Regions from separate parts of the Mus musculus genome. Here all the other regions are linked to region 1. Evidence: chromatin loops called from intact Hi-C (ENCODE). Cell type or tissue: gastrocnemius. All regions are shown on one strand. Links, peaks and the distances in the headings refer to the core of each region. The heading gives the core; the rest is flanking DNA.

Region 1 (8,009 bases), core at 1,927-6,926:
GTCTGGTCTGGCCAGCTCCATAATGGAGACGGCAAGACTGTGGCCGAGACTGGCCCCAAAGGAAGAAAGAAGGAAGTTAGAGCCCCAGAGTGATTCTCTGCAGTGGGCTGATCTGAGCCCCAAGTCCCGGGCTGGGCACTGGCCCTCCCTTGGAGCCCTCCACCTGTACACGGGGAGGACCGTTTGGGGAGTCCCCTGAGTAAAGAACACAGCTCAGGAAGGATCCAGGGAACCCTTTCTCAGAGCTGCTTGGGCTGGGCACTGGCAGGGACAGAGCAGCAAGGGAGGAGGGGTTGCGGGCGGGCGGGAGGGCGGGCCTCAGATGGTGTGGGCTACTCAGGAGCCAGTGGGCCCCCTGCGCCCCCTCAGTGCTTTCTCATAGAGACTCGTTGTGCTTGTGACAGTGAATAGACTGGCTGGGTATCACTTGTTATATACTTCCTTACGGATCAGCGGAGTGCAGCAGGACACCTCCCCACCCAAAATGGACCCCAGTGCAACCTGGGGGGACAAGGCGGGGCAGGCCCTGGGATGGCCCATCTGCCATGAAATAATGCCCAAACGACAGTCTGTGTCACCCAATGGCAGTGGGCAGGAGCCCTGAGCTCTCTCCCTCACCTTGTCTACATCAAGCCAGAAGCCCAGCGATGTGGCATGGGCTGGGACCGGGGTGGCACATAGAACCTGGTATAGTCCCCCGTGGCCGGGGCCACGGGAGGAATCCTAATGTCCTAGGCCAGCACAGAGGAAAGACAACGGGGTGGAATTCAGAACTCTCTCTATATTAAAAATAAAACCACGACAGAGTGGTGGGTCTGAGACACTCAGCAGTTGGAAATGGCAGTTGTGATTGGGCTGAGGCCTTGTAGGGGGACCAGGGCAGGGCCTGGGTGAATTAGGAGGCCAGCACCCCCATGCGAACCACCTCCTCTGCCCCTGCCTCCCTGGAAGCTCGTTGTACCCCACTGTCCTCTGCCTCTACCTCAGAATCGCTCATCTCCTCATCAGAGAAGTAGCCGTCAGCCTCGGTGTCAAAATGCAGGCTGACCTTTGGCCTCTCGGCCACAGCAGACGGTAGTCCTGTCCCAGCATCGGATCTAGCACCCGGAGATTTCCGACTGACCTTCATCTCTCGGGGTGGCCGGAGCCTGCCCAAGGGTTTGGGGCTCACTGTAGGGCCAGGCACTTGGACATTTAAGTCGGAAGCCATGGGGGCTGTCTTGTCTAGTATCTCGGAGGCCAGTGGTGGAGGGCTTTCCAGTGTTGCTGGGACTGGACAGTCCCCAGCTGCAGGGCTGGACGGCAAATGAGAAGACGTCCTCCGTGGTGGCTTCCTCATGGGTGGTCCTTGCGTCCCCTTGCCATCCTGGGCCCAGGCCTTCTTGGGTTGCTTGTCTGGAGTGGTCCGTGCACTGGGCCCATCCTGCAGCGGGGATGGTTTCTTCTTGGCAGGCAGGCGAGTGCGGCCTCGGGCCTTTCTGGCAGGGTCACCAGGTCGTAGCGAGGGGTCCCTCATGAAGCTGAGCAGCGTCTCCTCATCTTGTAGCAATTCCTCTGACAGCAGACCTGGAGCAGGATCCTCCCGGTGCCCACTGTTCAAAGACCACTCGCTCATGGCCATGTCCTCTGCTGTGATCTGAACCGACTGTGCCAACCAGCTGTTGAAGAAAGTGCCGTCGATGGGGAACGAGGTGGATAGACCTGATGAATGGGAGACAGGAGGCAGGTGAGATGCCACAGGTGTGTGAGCTCAAGACAACCGACCCACCCAGGCAAGCCATCCTGTTCTGTCCACGCATCCCACCAGTGCCACCAAGTAGCAGAGGCCAGCCCCTGCTCACCAGGTTGGCTGACCCCAGGACCAGCTTTTTAAATTGTGGAGTGGAAAGGAGGAAGTGGTGAGTTAGTTCCTTGTTCAAACAGTAAGCATTTCAGTGGCAAGAGCAGACCGGCCAGCAGGGGGCGCTGCATCTTTACAGGCAGTGCCTCCAACAGCCTGCAGGAAACACCTGATAGAGCGAGCTCCCAGGGTGGCCAGGACCTTCAGTTTTGGGCCCGGTTTTACTGAGATAAATTGTGGCAGTGACTAGGGAACCTGATGTCACTTTTCTTGGTCTCTGGGTGGCTCAAGAAAGGTCAGCAGGTTTGTGTGGCTGGGTTGAGGGGGCAAGGCACAAAGAGCGGTGGAGACTCAGGAAGGGTGGAACAGGGATAAAGACCTCGCGAGCAGTGTAGTCCTGCCCACTCAGCATAGAGGTGATTTCCAGGGACCTCTGGGGGCATCCAGCACCCTGGCAAGGGCAGCTCCAGAGCTGGCAGAGCTCTATCTAGCCAGAGTGTCTTGGGATCTCTTGTGCGTGAGACGGAGCCACTGTGAGCCCTGGAAGAGGAAGGGCCTAAGCGGTCCGTCTCTGCTTCACGCTGCTTGGCCCTCTTCTGGGTGAAGTTGAAAATGGTAAAGTCAGCGTCTGCCAGGACACAAGGGCCCCTCACTTACCCAGCTGCCCCAGCACAGACTCGGGCCCAGCCTTCACTTTCTCTTTCTTCTCAGGGCTGCTGCCCTTGGGACCCTCTCGGCCTTTCCTTTTTGAATCATTCTTCTTGCCCTTTGACCTCCTCCCAGAAGGCTCTGTGTTGGAGAAAGAGTTAAACCTGAGTGGCTGCCTATGGGTCGTCTATCAACTGGGTCTACCAACAGTGGTACCAAGGTCAGAGTCAGTGTGGCAGAAACCGGGGCAGCGGGGGCAGCCCACAGCTCTATGAAGGATAGAGGAAGGCATAATAAGTCCTTGTGGGACCTAGACTTCAAAGTGCACTACGAACTGGACTACAAACCCCACAGACCCTGGAGAGTTCTACTGAGTGGAAAAGGTGACTGGATGCTATATGGACCAAATGCTAGGGTAAGGAGCTGGACATAGGGCAGAGAATCGTGATGTGGACATAAGAGGCTTAGACTCTGGGCCTGACACCACAGCCAAGCTCCTTGCCTCAGCCTCCAGTCCTGTTTGTGCAGCCAAGCACAAGACAGGAGGTGCGGGTTCTGTATGTGGTCCTTTGCCCTTTGGTCTGCAAAAGATGAGTCCCCGGCTGCTCAGCAGGGGCAGGGAGGCAGGAAGGCTTCTGGGAATAATGTCAAAAGAAGGCAGAGCTCTGTGTTCTGAGCTCTTCTCAGTCCCCAGAGCCTCTAATTAGACCTCAGTCTCCCGGCCTGTAACTCAGACCCCACACCTAGTATTACAAGGCCCCTAGACCGTCCATGTGTCACCCTGGTTACAGCCTTACATGTTTGTCTCACCCTGGTTACAGCCTTACATGTCTGTCTCACCTTGGTTACAGCCCTCCATGTCTCACCCTGGTTACCCTACAGCCTCCTTAAGCCCCTCTCTCCTCCATGTGCATCAACTTTAGGCATTGGCAATGCAATGCTCTTAACAATGGTTCCTACTCACAAGGAGCTTGAAGGGTCCTCAGACTCTAGGTTAGGGTGCAGACCCTCTGGTGTATAGGAGACCATGACAGAAGGTGCTATTCCTACCGTGCTGCCCTCAGCCTCCTTGAACACTGACACTTGTGTGTGGTCTCTAAGTACAGTAGAGTTCCCCTCATCGCTTCCACCCCGTGTGCCATGATTGACTGCACAGCCTGGGACCCCACTTTCCTCTCTTCTGGACTTGGGTAGGCTTCATGACTGTCAGTTCCATGGGGCCGTGACCTACGCTGACCTCTGTCATTAGCAACAGTCATTTTCTTCTCTCTTTTTGTCCCCTTTGATTACGCTGGGTTTGACTCCCAGCACCTGCACGGTGGCACGTGACCATCTGTAACTCCAGTCCCAGGGGATCTGACCTTCATAGGCAGACACCAGGGACACATGTATCACATGTACAAATATGCAGACAACACCTATGTAAACTAACTATGTGTAAGAAAGTGGTTCTTACATAGTCCAGGATGGTCTCGAACTCTCTAAGTAGCAGTGCATAACCTGGAATTCTTGATCTTCCTGCCTCTACCTCCCAAGGGTTAGAATTAGATGTGTGTTTGCACCATCTGGTTTTAGCCAGTGCTGGGGATCAAACCCAGGGAGGCTTCATGCCCTATAAAGTAAGCTACATTCCCAGTTCCTCAGAGGCCACAAGAGGGCGCTGGATGCCCTGGAACTGGAGGTATAGACAGTTGTGAGCTACCACATGGGTGCCAGCAATTGAAGCCATAGCCACTGGAGGAGCAGCCAGTACTAAATCCCTGAACCTCCAGACCCCCTCCTCTACAGGTATGTACTGCCACACTTGGCTTTGATGAATGCTGGCGATCCCAAAGGGTAAATGGAGCAACTCAGCTACGGGCAGAAAAGGGGCAACCATTCCCTCTGAAGACTCGCAGCAGCACTCCCTCCTCTTCTCACGTCCCAGAATGACCCACAAGCTGAGTCGGTAGCGGCAGGCATATCTCCAAAGCTCTCTCTACCTAGCTGCCTTCTGCTGTGTATGTTCAACGTCTGAGTGTAAATAATGTTCCTGTGTGGGGGGGTGCGTGTTAAGCTTATCTTCCCTTCACATGTCCAGACTCCATAACTATCCAATTAAGCCAATGTCAACACCTTTGCTCCTGGTTTCTCGATCTGCTAAATGCATGTTATACCTAAAGGATAGAAGACACATCTGATCAGAGCCTGAGTTTCATCACATGACACCACAGAGAGGGCGACACAGCCACATCTCCACACAGCTGCCTTCCTGAAGACTGAACCCTACGCTTACCAGGGTTCAGGGGAGCTGGCCAGCTCTGACCTGTCTTGAGCCCAGCAGAGTCAGGAAGACTGTGGTCTGCACCTGTCCTTGTGCAAGCTAAGCCACTGTGGATGGAACTGGGCTATCCCAGTGATGCCCCTGAGGGTAGAGGCTTGAAAGCCACAGTCCAAACTCTGTTTTCTCGCCTATCAGCACAACCACGGCCTTCACTGGTTCCCACGTGGATCTGTTATGTCCGTGAGAAGGAACCTGACTGAAGGGTTCTGGTCCCAGGCCCTTCCAGGCCGCATAGACACATCTTCCCAGCAGGGGGCGCCGTGCCTACCTCTGCAAAGGTCTTGCTCAATAAGTTTCATCTGTAGATGGAATATCTGCTCCTGAAGTTTACAGATGGTGTGTTTCGTTCTCTCCCGTCTTGTCACCATGTAGCACAGGTTCCTTACCTGAAGGGACACAGGAGAGATTTCTCACCTCACCTACTGCTGGCCATCTCAAGGGGCCTCGCCGCTGGGAAAAAAAGCAGTGTTTTGAACACCAGCCACTGCTGCTGCCTCCCCTCTGCCTTAAGACAATTGAGAATTCACCCCGAAACCCTGAGCATGCAGGGAGTATCTGGTCTCGAGCTGGCAACCCTCTCTTCCTGCCTAACACCCGCCTTTCCCAGCAAAGCAACTCTGCAGCAGATACAACCATCATGGCAAAACGCAGGCATGTCCCAAGGCACAGGTATCACTGTACTTTCAAATGAACACAATCTGGCAAAATAGCTTTTCCAAGTCTACCTGCTATCCCGGGACCTGAGCCAGGGCCTTGCCCCCTGGGCCAATGCTCCCATATCCACAGCAACATGATGCCTGACTTTATAAAGGACAGCAGCCCCTGACTCCCTTGGGCCAGCTGGTTAGAGTCCCTACAGTAGGCTTTGAAGTCATCTGGCTTAGCCCAGAGGACGGGCACACATTCTTCAGGTTGGCTGGCAGGATATGAAGTGGACCTGTCACTGCCTGTTCAGGGTTCCTCTATCCCCTAAGGACTGCTCTCTCACATACTTCCAGGCTTCAGCCCTGGAGACGCTCCCTCCATCTGGTATCACCTTTGGGCTCATGTGGAGTTTTCCAGAAACAGGGACAGTTACTGACCATAGCTGCTCAGCCTGGATCCTATTCCCACTCAGGCCTCCCTTTACACAGTTGCCAGGTGGTCTTCAGGTCTTACTTAGCTGCCTGAGTTACCTTTAATTAAGAGCTTCTCCTTCCAGCCAGGTGTGGTGGCGCACGCCTTTAATCCCAGCACTTGGCAGGCAGAGGCAGGCAGATTTCTGAGTTGAACCTCTGCCTCTCCTTCCTATGACTCCGGCCTTCCTAGCTCGAGGTAGTATGAGCAGATCTTTATCAGGTGTGACCTTCCTTTCCCTTCTGAGACTACTTGAGAAGGAGATCCTAGGAGGTCCAGTGCGGCGGACAGCATCACAGGAGGGATTCAATATGGACTCTGCCATGACATCCCGTGTGACATGTACTCTGCTGTGACATTCCATGCGTGTGTGTGTGTGTGTGTACTCCTCACCTGCACTGGCAACACCAGGCCGTCAGGGTTCACTCATTGCTGACTCCAGCTTTATCAATTCCCATGTCCAGCCTCTTCCTCCAGGGACAGCCCTGGGTTTGAACCACTGGTAGCAGCCTGTGCACCTCTTACCATGACCCACTTTCCAATCAACCTCTTCTTCACACCCCTCTCCTCCTGCACTTTAGCCTGGCTCTGTGCCTTCCTCCATTCTGGAATAAATTTGTATAGGGGCCAGCATCTCTTTCTTCCTATTGCCTGCCACCCAGCAAGGCAGGAAGAACTCCCTGGAGCAGATGGCCTAAACCGGGACACCCTAGCCCAGCAGGAGGTGGTGACAGTGTACTGGAAAAAGAAAGGAGAGGCAAAACCAGCAGGGGTGGGGGGGGGTGTAAGCAGGCCCTGGGGGTGCACCCTCCGGGCAAAGGGGAGTTGTAGAAGACTTATGGCTGAAAACTGGACTCATCCCCACTACCTGTTCTCTTGGTCCACACCCACAACTGACCTATCAGTACATTTGCACCAGTCTCTCCTTGTGGCAGATACCAGCTCTCTTCACAGCCTGGTTCCACCCTTCCCCATCCCCCATCCTTTCACAGGGACAGTAAAACAATCCCTCAGCAATGCTCTTGAAATGCAAATCAGACCACTTCCTGGCAAACTTACACCTTCCAGGGCCTCGATGGCCTCTACATGGGTGGAAATCCGCAAGATTTCCTGCTGGGAACCTCAGAATGGGACATAAGGTCTCAGAAGATAAAAGTAGCTAAGATGAAGTCATCTCGGGTTGGGGTGGGCCCATGCTTGATTATGACTGAATGAAGACAAAGACCTGGAGAATGGAGTGCTGACTGACTGGGTGGACAGAGTGACTGTGTCACCAGCCAAGTGCTGTTAAGGATTTTGGCCAGGGACCCCAAGGCAAACAGCGAGATCAGAAAAGGAAAGGGTCTGTTTCCCATGGTTCCTCTCCATCCTTGGAGGGACGCAGGGGTGAGGCTACCACATACTCATCTCCGATGACCGAGAGCTCCGGCCACCCTCTTGGGTCTCACACAAGGTCCATTCAGTCACTGAAATAAACTCTTCCAGCAAGAACCACAATCATGTCCTGCAGGGCCTAATAGTCAGCGGTTGCTAGGGGACATGAGCTGGCATCTGCAGGCTGATGTCCACTACTGCAATCTTTCTGTCAGCCGTGAATAACTCTGGACGCTGTGGTGGCCGTGCCCATCCACGCTGCCTGCCAAGGTCCAGGCCTGCGGCTGAAATTTGTAGGAGAGTGTATCTTTTGGGTTGGCCGTAAAATTGATTTTCTGCTGGTGGCAATTCTGCTCCTGACCCATCAGAGAAGATGCCCGTGCTGGAGCACCAGGCCTTGCAGCTCTGTGGAGCCCACTCTCAGAATATAAGGCTTCACCTCTCTTCTATGAGCTGAACTGCTTATGGGGCCAATAGTAATAAAAATACCAATCTGAAGTAAGGAAGGGGCGGGGCGGGCTCAGATCCTTATCATCCTAGTACTTGGGAGGAATGGGTGAGGCCAGCCTGGGCTACCAGGTGAGAAGGTAGCTTCAAACAACACAACTAACAGTGGAAGCCACTATCCTTGTGTGACTCCAAGAGATGGAGGCCACTGTCCTTGTATGACCCCCTAACGCTGACCCCAAGGTCAGTTGGATCCTTACT
Region 2 (8,009 bases), core at 1,415-6,414, 180 kb after region 1:
GAGGCCGGAGCCTCAGGAGCAGCTCACTCGCACCACCTGGGGAGGGGACACTGCAGGGTGCAGAGGCGGGAGGTGAAGCGTCTGCATCTGCCCTAGGTGGGCCTCTGGGACACCTAGGCCCAGCGATGGCCACCTTCCTACTTTTGGGGGGGAAGGGCAGGAGGCTGTAGTACCGACCATCTTTACTCCAGACAGAGGGAGGTATGAAGCGAGGGAGTAAGAGCCACCGGGAAGCCGGGACTGCCGTGGGTCCCGCAGGCCCACTGCCCGCCTCCTCAGGGTCACCAGGAGGAAGATATCCGGAATCCCCGCCCTACAGTCCATGGCTTCGGGAAGAGGCCGTCATATTGGGCTAAGACGAGGGCCCTTACCGCTTGAAATCCCGCATGAGCCTCCTACGGGCCGGGGTCGACATGCTCCGCAGCTGCCCCGCGGTCAGTCTGAAAGAAAAGAGTCCCGTTCAGCCCCCCCACCCCCCGGCGCAGCGGCCGAATCACTGTGGGTCGCCGCCGCCACCGAGACTGCACAAACAACCCTGCAATGACGTCTCCCTCCGCCGCCTCCAGATCCCTCCGCCCTCCGCCAGTACCACCGCGGGAGGGGGGAGAGGGGGCGGGGCGAGCGGGCGCGCGCGCCGCACCGGAGGGGCAGAAGGCGGCCTTCCGGGCTTGTTGCTTGCGGGCAACTACGGAGGATCCGCTCCGTGCTCACGCTGAACACGGCCCGGCCCAACGCCCTCGGAGCCCACACGCTACCTCGCCTCGCTCCCCCCGTCGCTAGTTTCAAGTTCGGCCGGACGGGGAGAGAGTGGTGCATCCGGAGCCTGAGATTTCGGAGGAGAGGAGGTGGGGGGGGGGGTGACGTCAAGTCACGTGACCGCCAGCGCCGCTGTCAACAATCCACCCCTGAGGGGGAGGGAGCGAAGTATCTAGAACCACGTGTGCCTGTGACGCCATCAGAGCAGGTCACGTGATGGCCTAGCCTGGCTCTGGTTTCAGGTCTAACAAAGCAGGTCCTTGAGTATAAGGAGTTGACACCTCTAGTCATACATTATTCTTTTGGTCCCAAAGTACTGGGGCTTTGCAAAAGGAGACATTGTGGAAGGAGCCGCTTGCATTCTGAGTCTTTTAAAACGGAACAACAAAAAAAAAATCTGGACTTAATTCTGTGTTTCAAGTGGCTTAGCAACTCTGGTACGTGGGACAGGTACTGAAAGTGTGGCAAAGCCTTGTAATGAACGGCTTTGAATGCTAGGTCGGTGCAAATGAGATGGGATTAAGGGCATTTGCATCAATAGCCTGTTCCTGCTAATGGAATTTCCATACTTAGAATTTATACAGAAATGAGAGTGGAATAGATTGCCCAAACCTTAAAGACTCCATCTATGGAGTCTTTGAATTGGAATCTGTGAATTTGCCTGCGGTGGGGCACAATTGTGTTTTTCAAGAAGTGAGTGGGTGTGATTTTAGAGCATATCAATGCTGCTGGTTGTCAAAGAAACCTACAAAAATGATTCAGATCAGGGGAGAGATCCTGCAGACATGGGTGGGAGTTAGAGCTCGACTCTGAGGTAACTCATTACAAGCTTTATACAATAGCAAAGAGGGACCAAATGGACCGGAAGTGCGGTGTGGGGGGTTGATTCATAGCCGATTCCCGAAGCATTGACCACCACAGCCCCCAGCTGGCTCCTGGAATTTCCGTGCTCAGCTTCTAGCCCTGTATTGGGGATTTGTTAGTTCTAGGGACCGGAACAGTGTAGTAGATGCGGAATTCTTTAACTCAAGAAGGGGGAAGCGCATGAGACTCCACTGCTCACTCTTTCACATGGTTCCATGAAACCAGGAAGGGTTAACCTTTTTCACTGTCCTTATCCCTTCTTCCTTCAAACAATTCTCTTGATTTAAAATGACCTTGAGAACCCAGCGTCTTGGTGCATCCTGCCAATCCCACCATTCGGAGAGTGGAAAGGATCAGGAGTATAAGGCTAGCCTCAGTGAAGCAGGATGGTAGCCACCCTAGGCAGCCTGAGCGTCTCATCCCTCCCCGCCAAAAAGTAACCTTGAGGATTGTCAGGTATGTCTTACTCTTGATAGCCGCTGCTGTGTCCTCACAATGTGACTAAGCTAAAAGTTAAATATTCTTACCTTTACGTTTCTTCTCTTTGAGTTATTCCGTAGAACCCCAGGGCCTTAGGTAGCCCTGTAAAATGTTATTGAAAAGGATGCAGCGCACAAGCACAACTCCAGCACTGGGTAGACAGGGGACTAGAGGTCTGCAAATTCCACCGCACCTAGAGTTGGGAGAGACCTTGTCTTGGGGGAAAACAGGCTTTTTAAATCCCCTGGGCCGGTAACAAGTGCCTGGGCTTTTTTAAATTTCCGTCCAGCCATACCAATGTTAATCTTCCTCATGATCAAGAAATACATAGAGTGAAATGGCAGACGCTTTTTAAAAATCTCATTCTGTTGCTTATCTAGCAATTTATTACTTTAAAAAATGGACGGGATAGTTTTTAATATCCAAAATGAAATGTTTTGATAAATTGAATGCTTCCCAAAAATATAGAGAGCAGAATGTTAACAAAATTCACACAATTTCATGGCCAGGTGGCTTGCTGGAAACCTACAACCGCAGTCTTAGAACTATAATTTCACTTATTAAAACAGGGTAACTTGCTATGTAGACCAGGCTGGCCCCAATCTCACATAGTTCTGACTTCCTCTCTCCTGAGTGCTGGGGTTAGGAGTTAGTTTGTGATGACAGGGGCTCACTAATTCATGCTTTGCTCCTTGCAAATATTTAGTTCATAACAAATCTTAAGTAAACATATAGCAGGTCTCACAACATTCTTATTTATAGGAAAAAGAAAAATCCAAGCCAAGTGCCCAGCCCTCCTAACTCTCAAGCTCCAAAGCCAGGCTCTAGCAGTTAGTAGCAAAATTGCAAAAATGGAAATGCGTCTAAACTGTTTCTCTGTGTAGCCCTGGCCGTCCTGGAACTCGCCTGCCTCTGCCTCCCAAGTGCTGGGATTAAAGGCGTGAGCTACCACGCCCGGCTGTTTTTTGTTTGTTTGTTGTTTTTTAAGATTTTTTTTTTTTTTTTTTTTTTTTACAAATACACTGTAGCTGTCTTCAGACACACCAGAAGAGGGCATCAGATCCCATTACAGATGCTTGTGAGTAACCATGTGGTTGCTGGGAACTGAATTCAGGACCTCTGGAGTAGTAGTCAGTAATCCTAACCGCTGAGCCATCTCTCCAGCCCTAAACTGTTTTTTGTTTTTGTTTTTAAAAAAGCAAACTAGTTTCTTTTTTACACTACTCAGCACACTCGTTGTGCACATTCATTTGTGTGTATAGGTCACAAGACAACTTGGAGGAGTTGGTTCATTTTCCACCACGTAGGTCCAAGAAATTGAACTCTACACTTTGGGCTTCGTAGCCTTTTCCTACTGAGCCATCTCGATGACCTACTTTTGCTATTACAGTTAAATCAAGATCTGTAAAAATGGAGCCCTTTTAAAAGCTCTGCGGGCTATTTAAAAGTACATCCCTAGGCGTCCTTGTACTTACTCAGCCTGTGGCAGAGTCCGGTGAATTATTTTGTTTTCCTAAAAAGTTTTGCGTTTCACACGTCATGAGAAAACTTTAAAAGTACTGCTAGGGCTGGATATGATGGCACTCAGCACAGCACTCTAAGCAGGCAGATAATCTTGGGAGTTTGAGGCCAGCCTGGAAGTATACATTGTGAGTCCCAGGCTACCCGGAGCTATATAGTAGCCCTTGTCTCAAAACAAAAAGGGATCACTAGTAGGTAGAAAGCAGTAGTAATTGGGAAACTGAAAATGTGTACAGAAATGGTGTTAGAAATAAGTCAGAGGAGTAGTGAACGCTGAGTATGTGGCTTACTACCGAGCTAAGCCCTCTATCCAAAAACGATCTTGTCCCCGGTTTAAGGATTATGTCGACTTTGAGGTCGAAATCGGTTGCATGGAATAGTAACGAAGCACTGGCAAACTGTAGCCCCATAAGTGTTCCGTAGATCCAATTATCTCCGTCAACCTCCTAGAACCGGGCACAAGTAAGGGACCAGTAACCACCCAGGTGACAAAACGCTCTCTTGCCGGGCGAAAGCCTCCAGGCGTTCATTCTGCTATAAAATGCCCCGCTCTCCCTCATCCCCACCCCCCACCCCCACCCCCACCTGCAAGCACGCGGGCCTCCTACGTCCCTCCCCCTTCCCCTTGGGTCTATCTTCCGCTTCGTGTCACTTTCCCTTCCGGGTCAGGACCTCAGCAATTTCCAGTCTTGCGTACTGTGCTCGGAACGCGGCAGTGCCCCGCCCTCACCCCGTTGCCAGGGCGTCCGGCTGCCCCGAGCCGGCAAGGTCGGCCAGGAGAGGAGGTGTGGTGTCCCGGGCCGGCTGGGACTTGCACGCAGCCGGGCCGGCGGGACTACAGGATGGGCTGAGGCGGCGGTGGTTCTCAGGACGAGGTCGACAGCGCGGCGAGACGGGCCACTCGGGTTGGGGCTGCACAGACTGCGTGTTTGAGGAGAGGGCAGGACGTATGGGTGACTAGTGCTGAGGTGGGAGTCCCCACGCTTGGTGGACCGTGGCTCCTAACAAGGGACCCGCAGTGTTGTTAGCGGGACTTTTTAGTTTGGCTTCCATTGTTCCTGAAAGGGGACCTCAAATTGTAAATCCCGTATTCTAAAAGGATGCCTGAGTTAAACGCATATCAGACCTCTTTTATTTCTCAATCCCGGTCTACACAAAATGCTAGATTAATGAAGGACATCCTGCGTTCTGGTGAAAGTTGGAGCTTCTTAGACAATTTAAGAGTTCCCTCGAGCAGGCTCTGCTGTAGCCGGCACTCCTAGTTTTTGTTCTTATATCCGAAAGTAGGGGATTATCTCTAAGCATTATAGAGCTTGTATAATTGAAAGTGTGAACGTTTAACGTTTTCTTTCTTTATTTCTGTGAAGTAGAAGCCAGGCTTGAAAATGGAGATGTATGAAACCCTTGGAAAAGTGGGAGAGGGAAGTTATGGAACGGTCATGAAATGCAAACATAAGGACACTGGGCGAATAGTGGCCATTAAGATTTTCTATGAGAAACCAGAAAAATCTGTCAACAAAATTGCAACGAGAGAAATAAAGTTTCTAAAGGTTTGCTTCTTTTGCCTTTTATTATATATATTTTTTCTTGTTTTCCCATTGGGACCTATCTTGCTATGCAGCCCAGGCTGTCTTGAAATGCTTTATTTTTTTCCAGGGCTAAGATTTACAGGCCTACATTGAAACACCCATCTTCTTTTTCCTTGATTATTTAAGTCAAAAGAGAAATTGTTATGGGATAAAAATAAAATATATGAAAGAATGTTTCCATTAACAGATAAACTAAGACCTGTCATAGAGAAACCCTCATTGTCTACAATCTGTACTTTTTTATTGATATAAGATTGTGTGCTTGTGTATAACAATTATGCTAGTATTGTAAAATCATTCAAAACTATTCAAGTATAATACTTAGTAAGGATGTCTGCTTTGTACAAGGGATTGTGGAAAACGATGAGAGTAGGAAGAAGGAAAAAAAATTTTTTTTGCCAGGTATTGGGGTGCAAACCTTTAATTCCAGTACTGGAGAGTCAGAGACAGGTAGATCTCTGAGATTAAGGCCAGCTTGGTCTGCAGAGTGAGTTCTAGGACAGCCAAGGCTGTTAAACAAAGAAAACCTGTCTTGAAGAAAAAAAAAATGTTCCTTAGTGGCATAACTATGCAGGAGGGTATAGTAAAATAACCCTGAATAAGAGTGGTTCACGCTGAGCCAGAGAGATGGCTCTGTGGTTAAAAGCACTTCCTAGACTAGAGTCATTTCCTAGCACCCCACATCAGCAGGTTCACAACTGCCTGTAACTCCAGCTCCCAGGGATCCTGTACCTACTTCTGGTTTCCAGAGACACCTGCAGGCATGTGCATACAATCACATACCCACACAGGCTTTTTTGTTCATTTGTTGTTTATTTAATGGTTAATATTAAATCCCACCAATTCCCGTTTGATGGGGAAGGATTTTGTTTGTTTGGTTGGTTTGTTTTGTTTTGTTTTAAACAGAAAATAGGGTATGTACTTGTCCTTGAATGATGTACAGCAGTGGGATAGGATGGAGATACTTCCAGGTTAGGGGAACAGCAGTAAGGTCAGAAAGACTAAAACAGGACAGCAAGAATGGGAAGAAGAAGAGCAGATACTTGCTCTATGAGTTTCCTGTATAGAATTAGAAAGAAGTGTGATTAAAGTGTAGTAAATTGGAAACAGAAAGTGTTTTAGTCTAAGAAGTCAAAACTTGGTTTGGGGGCTTGCTAGTATCATGAGGCCGTTAAAGAGTCAGAGATGCCCTGAAGTCCAGAGAACACTGCAGTTGATGTGAGTTGGAAGAGAGGTTGAGAACTAGCTCAGTTGTGGAAATGTTGACTTGGAGGTGACAGGGATCTGTAACTGAAGGCTATTAAGCTTTTACAAGCAGCAACAGTATCGTATCGGGGAGCTCCAGGCACTGCAGGGGTGCTGGGTCTACCAGACCAAAGAGCTGAGGCAGTCAAAAGAACATGCACGTTCCTAGGAGAGTCCAGAGCTAGAGACTGAAACAAACCAAACAAAACCCGACTCTTTTCTATTTGCTTCTACACTCTCTCCTATGTTATCTGCAGTCTATCATTTTAACTTTGTATCTGTTTACACTGCTGAATTCTAAAAAATGGCCTCATGATACTAGCAGCATTCCTGAGTTAGGTTCTTACCAGACCCCCTTAGTTTTCAACCTAATACATTCTACAGACCACTGCTAATAAAATATAATTTTCTAGTCCCTGGAATGTAGGGACATTAGTTTCTTACCTTGAGACTGAAGTCTAGGTGTTTTATATGTGATGAAGATCATAGCTATTCCTGCCATCTTCATCTGGTACAAAAGAAGCATTTTCCTTTTTAATCTCTATTAGATAATATAAGTCAATTTGCTTCTAACTAGAACACTATACTAGCACCTGTAGACAGTCAGAACTGCTCTATTCTAGACTGTATGAAGGAAAGATTAAAAGCTAATAAAGGTAATTTTGTACTATGAGAGACATCAGTCCCTGCCTTATGAAATGAATCAGCACTGTCGGGTCATTTGTGCTCCTTAAGTGAGAAATAGAATTAGGAGATAATTAGTAGCCTAGAGGAGTCCATAGCTAGAGACTGGAACTAAGGGGAAGAAGCCTCCAAATACAAATTTTCTAGTCACTGGAATCTAGGGGCATTAAGGTTTCTTGCCTTGAGACCAGAGTCTAGGTAAACTGGGTATCCTGCCTCCACCTCTCTAGCAGTGAGATTACGTGCAGCACCATGCCTGCTATGTCTTAATTTTTAAAATACATTTATTGTGTGTGTTCATACACATCAACAGCACACAGGTAGAGGACAAAGGGTAGCTTGCTAAAATTGGAAGGCTCTCACGGACTGAACTCAGGGTGACGGGCTTGACAGCAAGTGCCTGTACCCCTTGAGCCACCCAGTTTTATGTGGTGCTAGGGATCGAACCCCATGCTTTGTGCATGCTAGATAGCACTCTACCAGCTGAGTAACAGTTCCAGCCCCTGCATAATAATGTTTATAAAAGTAACCATGAGGGGCTGGTGAGATGGCTCAGCGGGTAAAAGCACTGACTGCTCTTCCGAAGGTCCTGAGTTCAAATTCCAGCAACCACATGGTGGCTCACAACCACCCGGAATGAGTTCTGATGCCCTCTTCTGGTGCATCTCAAGACAGCTACAGTGCAACTAGTTATAATAATAAATAAATCTTTAAAAAAAAGAAAAAAGTAACCGAGAGTGACAGGAACCCTGAGATAAGCCTGAAAACATTTTATTGTTATAAATGCACACAAATAACTTGAGACAGGGTCTCACTATGTATCCCTGGATGTTTTGGAATTTGCTATGTAGACTAGGCTGCCCTCAAATG
Region 3 (8,009 bases), core at 1,415-6,414, 400 kb after region 1:
TTGGACCTTTGAAAGAGCAGTTGGGTGCTCTTACCCACTGAGCCATTTCACCAGCCCCCGACAAAGATTTTCTTAAACCTGTGCTTACAAACACATGTGAAACAGACAGTGAAGCCCAGTGTAACCTACAGGCTCTGGGTGGTCTTGTTGTAGAGGCTGTACACACGTTGGTCAGAGACTGTGTAGGAAGCCTCTGTACACTGTTGCTATGAGTTAAACGGCTCCAAATCATTTATTCTATTAAGCTATTCTAAGAACAGTAAGCATTTGGAGAAAAGAAGAAATAAATACTTGCTATTACAGATAAAATTGTAGGTAATTTGTTTCTAGGAAACTTGCCTTGGAAGAAATGGTACAGATGTTCTTTGAAAGGGGTGATGTGATGTGGTGTAAGGGACCACCTTGGAACTAAATAAGGAAGGAAGAGCAGTATAAAAGGAGCAAGCATAGGTAAGTGTGTTCTTTGCTTCAATTGAGCTAACAAAAAAGAGCCATACAAATAATGAATCCTATGCAGCACAACAAGAAAACCTACAGAATCAACTGTCCTGGCCCATAGAGGCCCACAGAGACCAAACGACCAGCCAGGAGCCTGTATGGGACTCCCTATGCCCTCTGCAGACTGTAATGGTTGTGCATCTTGGTCTTGATGTGGGAATCCTAACAGCAGGAGCAGGAGCTGCCTCTGACTCTGTTGCCCTCATCTGGGACCCTTTCTCCCTACTGGGATGCTTCTTCTAGCATCAAGGGAAGTTGCACCTAGTATTACTGCATCTTGATATGCCAAGGACAGTTGGTATCCATGGAGGGGGGCTCTTCTTTTCTGAAGAGAGTGGGAGGAGGAGTGGGTAGGTGGGGTCAGTGAAGTGGAGTAAGGACTGGGAGAGAGAAAAGGGAGGGGAAACTGTGGTTGAGATGTAAAGTAAGTAATTGGCCACAAAACAGGCCTCAACCGATACAAAAATATTGAAATTATCCCATGTATCCTATCAGATCACCACAGACTAAAGCTGATCTTCAATAACACAACATAAATAATAGAAAGCCAACATTCACGTGGAAGCTGAACAACACTCTACTCAATGATAACTTGGTCAAGGAAGAAATAAAAAAAAAAGAGATCTAAGAGTTTTTAGAGTTTAATGCAAATGAAGCCACAACATACCCAGACATATATGGGGCACAATGAAAGCATTCCTAAGAGGAAAACTCATAGCTCTGAATGACGCCATAAAGAAACTAGAGAGGCGTACACTAGCAGCTTGACAGCACACCTAAAAGCTCTAGAACAAAAGGAAGAAAATTCACCCAAGAGAGTAGACAGCAGGAAATAATCAAACTCAGGACTGAAATCAACCAAGTGGAAACAAAAAGAACTATACAAAGAATCAACCAAACCAGGAGCTGGTTCTTTGAGAAAATCAACAAGATAGATAAACTATTAGCCAGACTAACTAGAGGGCACAGGGACAGTACCCTAATTAACAAAATCAGAAATGAAAAAGGAGACATAACAACAGAACCTGAGGAAATCCAAAACATAATCAGATTCTACTACAAAAGCCTATACTCAACATAACTGGAAAACCTGGATGAAATGAAAATGGACAATTTTCTAGACAGATACCAGGTAGCAAAGTTAAATCAGGATCAGATTAATGATCTAAACAGTCCCATTTCCCCTGAAGAAATAGAAGCGGTCATTAATCGTCTCCCAACCAAAAAAAAAAAAAGCTCAGGACCAGATGGATTTAGTGCAGAGTTCTGTCAGACCTTCAAATAAGACCTAATTTCAATTCTCCTCAAACTATTTCACAAAATAGAAACACTAGGTACTCTACCCAGCTCATTCTATGAAGCCACAATTATTCTGATACCTAAACCACACAAAGATCCAACAAAGAAAGAGAATTTCAGACCAATTTCCCTTATGAGATGTAAAGTAAGTAAATAAATAAATAAATACATTAATTAAAATATATTCTATGAGTATTTTGAATGACAATACAAAATGAAAAAGTTGATAGTGCAAGATACTACTAAAATACTTATATTATTTTATTATTTCTTTATGCTTATTTATGTTTGTGTCTGTGTGTCTTTGTGCACATGGATGTCCACAGAGACCAGAAGAGAGTACTGGATCCCACTCTGGAGTTAAAGCTGACTGTGAGCTGAGAACTGAACTCTGGGCCTTTGGAAGAGCAGCAAGCACTCTTTAACCATTGAGCTGTCTCTCTAGTCCCATATTTAAGATACATATATTGTCCTTTTAGAAGAATATAGTAATGTAAAGGTAGAGGACCAATCATAAACACATTTATTTTAAACAGTAAAAAATTTGAAAAACGTATTTACTAAGAAATGAGAGGAAAAACCAAGACCCATAAAGGGATTGTTCATAAAACATGAAAATAGAATAGTGTAAAAAAAAAAATGTTCTCTAAAGGTTGATGTTTTATTTTCCTTTTCCCCTTCCTTTTTTCTTCTTTCTTTCTTTCTTTCTTTCTTTCTTTCTTTCTTTCTTTCTTTCTTTCTTTCTTTCTTTCTTCCTTCCTTCCTTCCTTCCTTCCTTCCTTCCTTTCTTCCTTCCTTCCTTCCTTCCTTCCTTCCTTTCTTCCTTCCTTCCTTCCTTCCTTCCTTCCTTCCTTCCTTCCTTTCTTCCTGCCTGCCTGCCTGCCTGCCTGCCTTCCTTCCTTCCTTCCTTCCTTCCTTCCTTCCTTTCTTCCTTCCTTCCTTCCTTCCTTCCTTCCTTCCTTCCTTCCTTCCTTCCTTTCTTTCTTTCTTTTTTTGACAGAGTTTTCTCTGTGTAGCCCTGGCTGTCGTGGAACTAGCTCTGTAGACCAGGCTGGCCTCCAGCTCACAGAGATCCACCTGCCTCTGCCTCTGGGCTGGGATTAAAAAGTCTGCACCACCATCGCCTGGCTAACAGCCTGTACTCGTAACCTCTGAGCCGGCGTGCTGCTACCACAGACTCTTCTCTGTGAACCTGTGAAGAGATGGCCAGAGAACCCCACCACGTAGCCTCAGACCAACTTCTACTGTGAGCTTCTGAGCTACGTAACCCAACTGCCCACTTGATGTGCCTCCCTTGACCAGCATCTCAAAATGAGTTCCTGGGGCCAATGAGAGGGCTCAGTCGTTAAAGGAGCTTGCTGCCAAGCCAGATGACAATGACGTGAGTTTGGTGCCCTGAATCCATGGCATGGAAAGCAAGAATCGATCCCTACATTTGCCTAACGACTTCTACCACAAGCTGAGCCTCACCCCAGCTCAAAAAGTAAATAATGAATAAAAAGAAAACCAGATCCTTCTCTCATGCTCAAGTTCCTGGGATTGTGTTTGCCTTTCACGCAGCGATGCTTGATGCCCCTCTCTCCGCCTCCACAGAGGTCGGGCAAGGAGACTTCTAAAGCCATCTTCCTCCTTATCACCTAGCTCAAGCCTCCTAAGAAAGCCCTCCAACCCCTGCTGCCCAACCCAATGTGAACTCATTTCACAGAGGAGCACTGGCCCCGTGCTCGCTGGAGGATTGGACCAAGCTGTACTGGTTCGAGGCCTCTGCTGGTCAGACCGGGTCAGAACAGGCTTCTGAACAGGACCCCATTGAATTCTAGATAGGAGAAGCAAAGGAGATGGAAGGTGGGGGTGGGGGAGGAGGGCTTGGTGTGCTCTGTGACAGACAAGTGGCCCTCTGGCACCATCTGCTGGGCAGACTACTGAGTGGTGATGGTTTGGGGGCATTAGCTAGGATAAAGCTGTTCAATTACAATGCCCTGTCTCTGCCTTCTGTGAGCCCTTGGGGGTACCCATCTGTTCCAGTAGGTTCTCCATTCTGGGGTGGAGTAGAGTAAAGTAAAGGGCATTCTCTTCTGATGAGCTTTGGCTTCCTGTGGTGAGATAGCCATAGCCAGGTTCAAAGTCTGTCTCCTCACTTTTCTGATGTGTAATCTGGCACAGTTAATGTGGCCAGCTACAGCTTTGCCATCTTGCCCAGTGTTACAGAATTGAGCTCCTGCCTGGCACACTAGTTTACACAATACCATTTATCAGCTCCTAACTTGTAGGGAGGCCCACAACCTGGGCCTCTGGTGGTATGGCTATAGATGTGTGTCCACCAACTTTCTCCTCTGTCACTTAGATGTGGACACCACTCTTGCCTTGAGCTTCTGATGAAGCATCCTGAGGTGAGGAATGTCACCCATCAGAAGGCTCTACAGAAGATGGCCCAAGTAGAGGCAAGGATGGACCTTTCTGGAGCTTTGTCCAAGGTCAAGGGCCAAGGCTAGACTCTGGGCACTAAGCCCTCCTTCCAGAAACTTCCCTCTCTATGCTCCTCCAGCTTTGGCACAGGGTGACTGGGCAGCCACAGAAGCTCCAAGGTGACAGACACTATTCAGAGCACTTCTGGAGGATCTGGGTTCTGCTTCCAGCACCTATATCAGGAGTTCACAACCATGGCCACAAACACCCATAGCTCTGGTTCCAGGGGACCCAGCACCCCTTCTGGCCTCGGAGAGCATTTGCATGAATATGGTGCACATGCATACATTTAGGTACATACACATAGATATAAAACAAATCATATATTAACATTTTTAACATTTATTTTTTAAAAATTTTCTCTCTCTGCCGGGCAGTGGTGGTACACACCTCTAATCCCAGCACTTTCCAGGCAGAGACAGCTGGATCTTTGTGAGTTGAGGCCAGTCTGGTCTACAGAGTGAGTTCCAGAACAGCTAGAGCTACAGAGAGAAACTTTTTTTTTTAAGATTTATGTATTACATGTAAGTACACGGTAGACACTCCAGAAGACACTCCAGAAGAGGGCATCAGATCTTGTTATGGATGGTTGTAAGCCATTATGTGGTTGCTGAGATTTGAACTTAGGACCTTTGGTGCTCTTAACCACTGAGCCACCATATGGTTGCTGGGATTTGAACTCAGGACCTTTGGTGCTCTTAACCACTGAGTCATCTCTCCAGTCCCAAGAAACTTTGTCTTAAAAAAAAAAATTTCTCCCTCTCCCTCTCCCTCTCCCTTCCCCTCCCCCTTCCCCCTCCCCCCTCCCTGCAGACCTGTTGCCAAGGCAACAACCACCATATTCCTAGAATCCACTTGGCTCATCTCCCACCTTTTTTTTTTCTCCCCAGACAGGGTTTCTCTGTGTAGCCCTGGCTGTCCTGGAACTCACTCTATAGACCAGGCTGGCCTCGAACTCAGAAATTCGCCTGCCTCTGCCTCCCAAATGCTGGGATTAAAAGGCATGCGCCACCACGCCTGGCTCTCACCTCCCATCTTTCCCTGTGATTACATCATCATCCATATATAAAGAAAGGGCCCCCTGCCGGGTGTGTGGAAAATGCCTTTAATTCCAGCACCCGGGAGGCAGAGGCAGGGGGATTTCTGAGTTAGAGACCAGCCTGGTCTACAGAGTGAGTTCCAGGACAGCCAGGGCTATACAGAGAAACCCTGTCTCAAAAAAACAAAACAAAACAACAACAACAACAACAACAAAAAAAAAAAAACAAAAAGAAAAAAAAAGAAAGAAAGGCCCCCCTGATTTCTCTCTCTCCTCTCTCTCTCTCTCCTCTCTCTCTCTCTCTCTCTCTCTCTCTCTCTCTCTCTCTCTCTCTCTCTCCTCTCTCTCTCTCTCTCTCTCTCTCTCTCTCTCTCTCTCCCCCTTCTCTTTCTGCCGCCCCTCTCTCTCCCAATATACCTCCCATGGAACTGTTTGGCCTGCCGTGGTCCTTCTGAAGCAGCACAGCGTTCAAGATCAAACCAGCACCTGGATAGATAGAAAGATTCTGATGCCCCAGAGACCTCCCTCAACACCCATCAGCTGCTCAGCAGCTGATTGGCTTCCTTTGGCTTCCTTTGTGGTGTTTGTTGAAATGGATTCACAGAGTAAGTCATTTTACACCTAGTGGCTTTCATTCAACATTGAGGTTCATCTATGTTCTGTTGGTTTTCTCTTTCAGTTTGAAAGTCTATGGTGTGAATATTCTGCAGGTTATTTGTACAGCAGATGGTGGTGTTATTTCTAAGAGACAGGGTTTCTCTATATAGTTCTGGCTGTCCTGGAACTCACTTCTGTAGACCAGGCTGGTCTTGAACTCAGAAATCTGCCTGCCTCTGCCTCCCAAGTGCTGGGATTAAAGATGTGCGCCACCACCGTCCGGCTCTAACTTTTTAATAATACCTATCTATCTATTTATTTATTATGTATGCGGTGTTCTGCCTGCATATATGCCTGCACTACAGAAGAGGGCGCCAGATCCCATTACAGACTGTTGTGAGCTACCATGTGGTTGCTTGAGAAATTGAACTCAGGACCTCTGGAAGAATAGTCAGTACTCTCAACCTCTGAGTCATCTCTCCCACCCTGCCCTATTTCTAACATTTGATTGGCAAATAAAGCTGCTGTCATGGCTTAGCCGGGGGTCTGAGCATAACCACCAAGGATTCCCATCCTAGAAGTTTGGTCTCAAATGGTGATGAGGAGGCAGAACCGTTAGGTGATTTCTATCTCTTTAAGTACCTACTTGGAGGTTAACACTGTTCTTGTGGAATAAATTAGTTCTTGAGAGAAATTGTTGTCCAAAAGTGTCCTCATCCTATGTACTTGGCCCCTAATACAGCTGTTATGAATATTGAAACATAACCTGTGGAACACATAAGCACTTATTTGGTTTCTTTTCTTTCTTTTTTTTTTTTTTTTTTTTCATTTTGGTTTTTCGAGACAGGGTTTTTCTGTGTACCCCTGGCTGTCCTGGAACTCACTCTGTAGACCAGGATGGCCTCGAACTCAGAAATTCGCCTGCCTCTGCCTCCCAAGTGCTAGGATTAAAGGCATGTGCTACCATTGCCCGTTAAGCACTTATTTCAGTTGGACATAAATTCAGTACTGGAGTTGCTGAGCCACTGGGTTCATGGAGGTTTTTATCTTTTGTAGATATTTCCAATTAGCGGGGTTCACCAACGTGTACTTCCACCAACAGTGTTGTGGAAGAGAGTGTCAGTTGGTCCACGTCCTTGTCAACACTTGATACTGTCACTGTTTTAAGTTTAGCCATTCCAGTGACAGAAATAATTTTGCCAAAAACAGATGACATCTCTCATAACTGTTATCAGGGTCTGCCTTGTAGATGGGGAGAGTGACAGCACCTTTCCCATCTTACATGAGACATTTAAAGCAGGTGAGTGGCGGCAGGTTTGCAAGATTTCTGTGCATCTGTGTAAGGCAAGTGGGCCAGACAGGCATAAAGACTGCTAAGGTTGAGTGAGCTCAGACCCCAGGAATCAGAAATCTGAGAGCTGTCGCTATACTTCCTGCCTGTCTCTGTACCTGCTCTGGAACACGTAACCACAACACCCCGCTGAGAGGATCCTGCGCTATCAGTCACGGGATGTAGCACCTGGAGTTCTTCCCCATGCAAATATAGAGCATCAGCAACATCTCAAACTCAACCAATAGGAAACACCTACCCCCTAAATCCCACCCCACTGCTTAAAGTTCATACAGTCCCTGTCTACATTGGAATAACGCTCACAACTTATCTCCCCAAGGATCGAGGGTCATCTGAGAGTGGCTAGTGTTCTCTCTTCCGAAGCATTTCATTGTTGGACCTTGGACCTGCCTGGCTGGGCAGGCTCTTGCCGCTGCCACGCCTACTGCGGTTGGTGTCGCTGCCGAGGTAGTTAAAGAGAGACCTGGGACCTTGGCTACCTGCCCAAACCTGTTTGCTTCTCTTCTAAGAACTGTAACACTTCCGCATTCTCGACCGTACTGGAATCCCATTGAAAGTCCTGACTCCCCCCTCCCCCTCCGCATAGTCAGCACACCTGTAACTATATGAACTTGAAACTCCTCGGACTTGTATAGATCAAAATGGAAGCGCTGCTCTCTTATTTTACTACTGCTCCGGCAACAGTTGAAACCAGAGTGTGATGGGTAACGTCGACTTGACAAGATCTAGAGTCACCTAGGAGGCAAACCTCTAGACCAG

The links. A loop is a pair of places that touch in the nucleus more often than their neighbours do. Peaks named below come from ENCODE experiments on the same cell type or tissue, not always from the same donor. Only the 100,000 strongest peaks of a DNase experiment are listed, where the experiment ranks them.
Region 2: a loop joins it to region 1, with 2.9 times the contacts of the local background. A loop is called at or near these places in 2 of 42 quality-filtered maps.
Region 3: a loop joins it to region 1, with 3 times the contacts of the local background. A loop is called at or near these places in 17 of 42 quality-filtered maps.

Annotation. Positions count from the first base shown.
Region 1 is chr11:51,816,000-51,824,008 of GRCm38, forward strand. It overlaps Jade2 (jade family PHD finger 2), which reads right to left. Exons shown (of 13, transcript NM_001357588.2): 11 at 5,080-5,197; 12 at 2,498-2,629; 13 at 1-1,701. The coding sequence ends at 896. Among named protein-coding and RNA genes, the nearest start is that of Gm30110, 35 kb to the right of the region's middle. In gastrocnemius, for the core only: CTCF peaks have their summits at 1,947 (motif pointing right), 4,144 (motif pointing right) and 5,050 (motif pointing right); DNase peaks (open chromatin) are centred at 1,962, 4,157 and 5,060; H3K27ac peaks cover 311 bases.
Region 2 is chr11:51,999,922-52,007,930 of GRCm38, forward strand. It overlaps Cdkl3 (cyclin-dependent kinase-like 3), which reads left to right and starts at 4,300. Exons shown (of 14, transcript NM_001166654.1): 1 at 4,300-4,589; 2 at 4,992-5,171. The coding sequence starts at 5,007. It overlaps Ube2b (ubiquitin-conjugating enzyme E2B), which reads right to left and starts at 570. Exons shown (of 6, transcript NM_009458.5): 1 at 372-570. The coding sequence starts at 415. In gastrocnemius, for the core only: a CTCF peak has its summit at 3,154 (motif pointing right); DNase peaks (open chromatin) are centred at 1,636 and 4,321; H3K4me3 peaks cover 2,390 bases; H3K27ac peaks cover 4,323 bases.
Region 3 is chr11:52,216,798-52,224,806 of GRCm38, forward strand. No RefSeq gene overlaps it. Among named protein-coding and RNA genes, the nearest start is that of Olfr1371, 6.8 kb to the left of the region's middle. In gastrocnemius, for the core only: CTCF peaks have their summits at 3,714 (motif pointing left) and 6,255 (motif pointing right); a DNase peak (open chromatin) is centred at 3,701.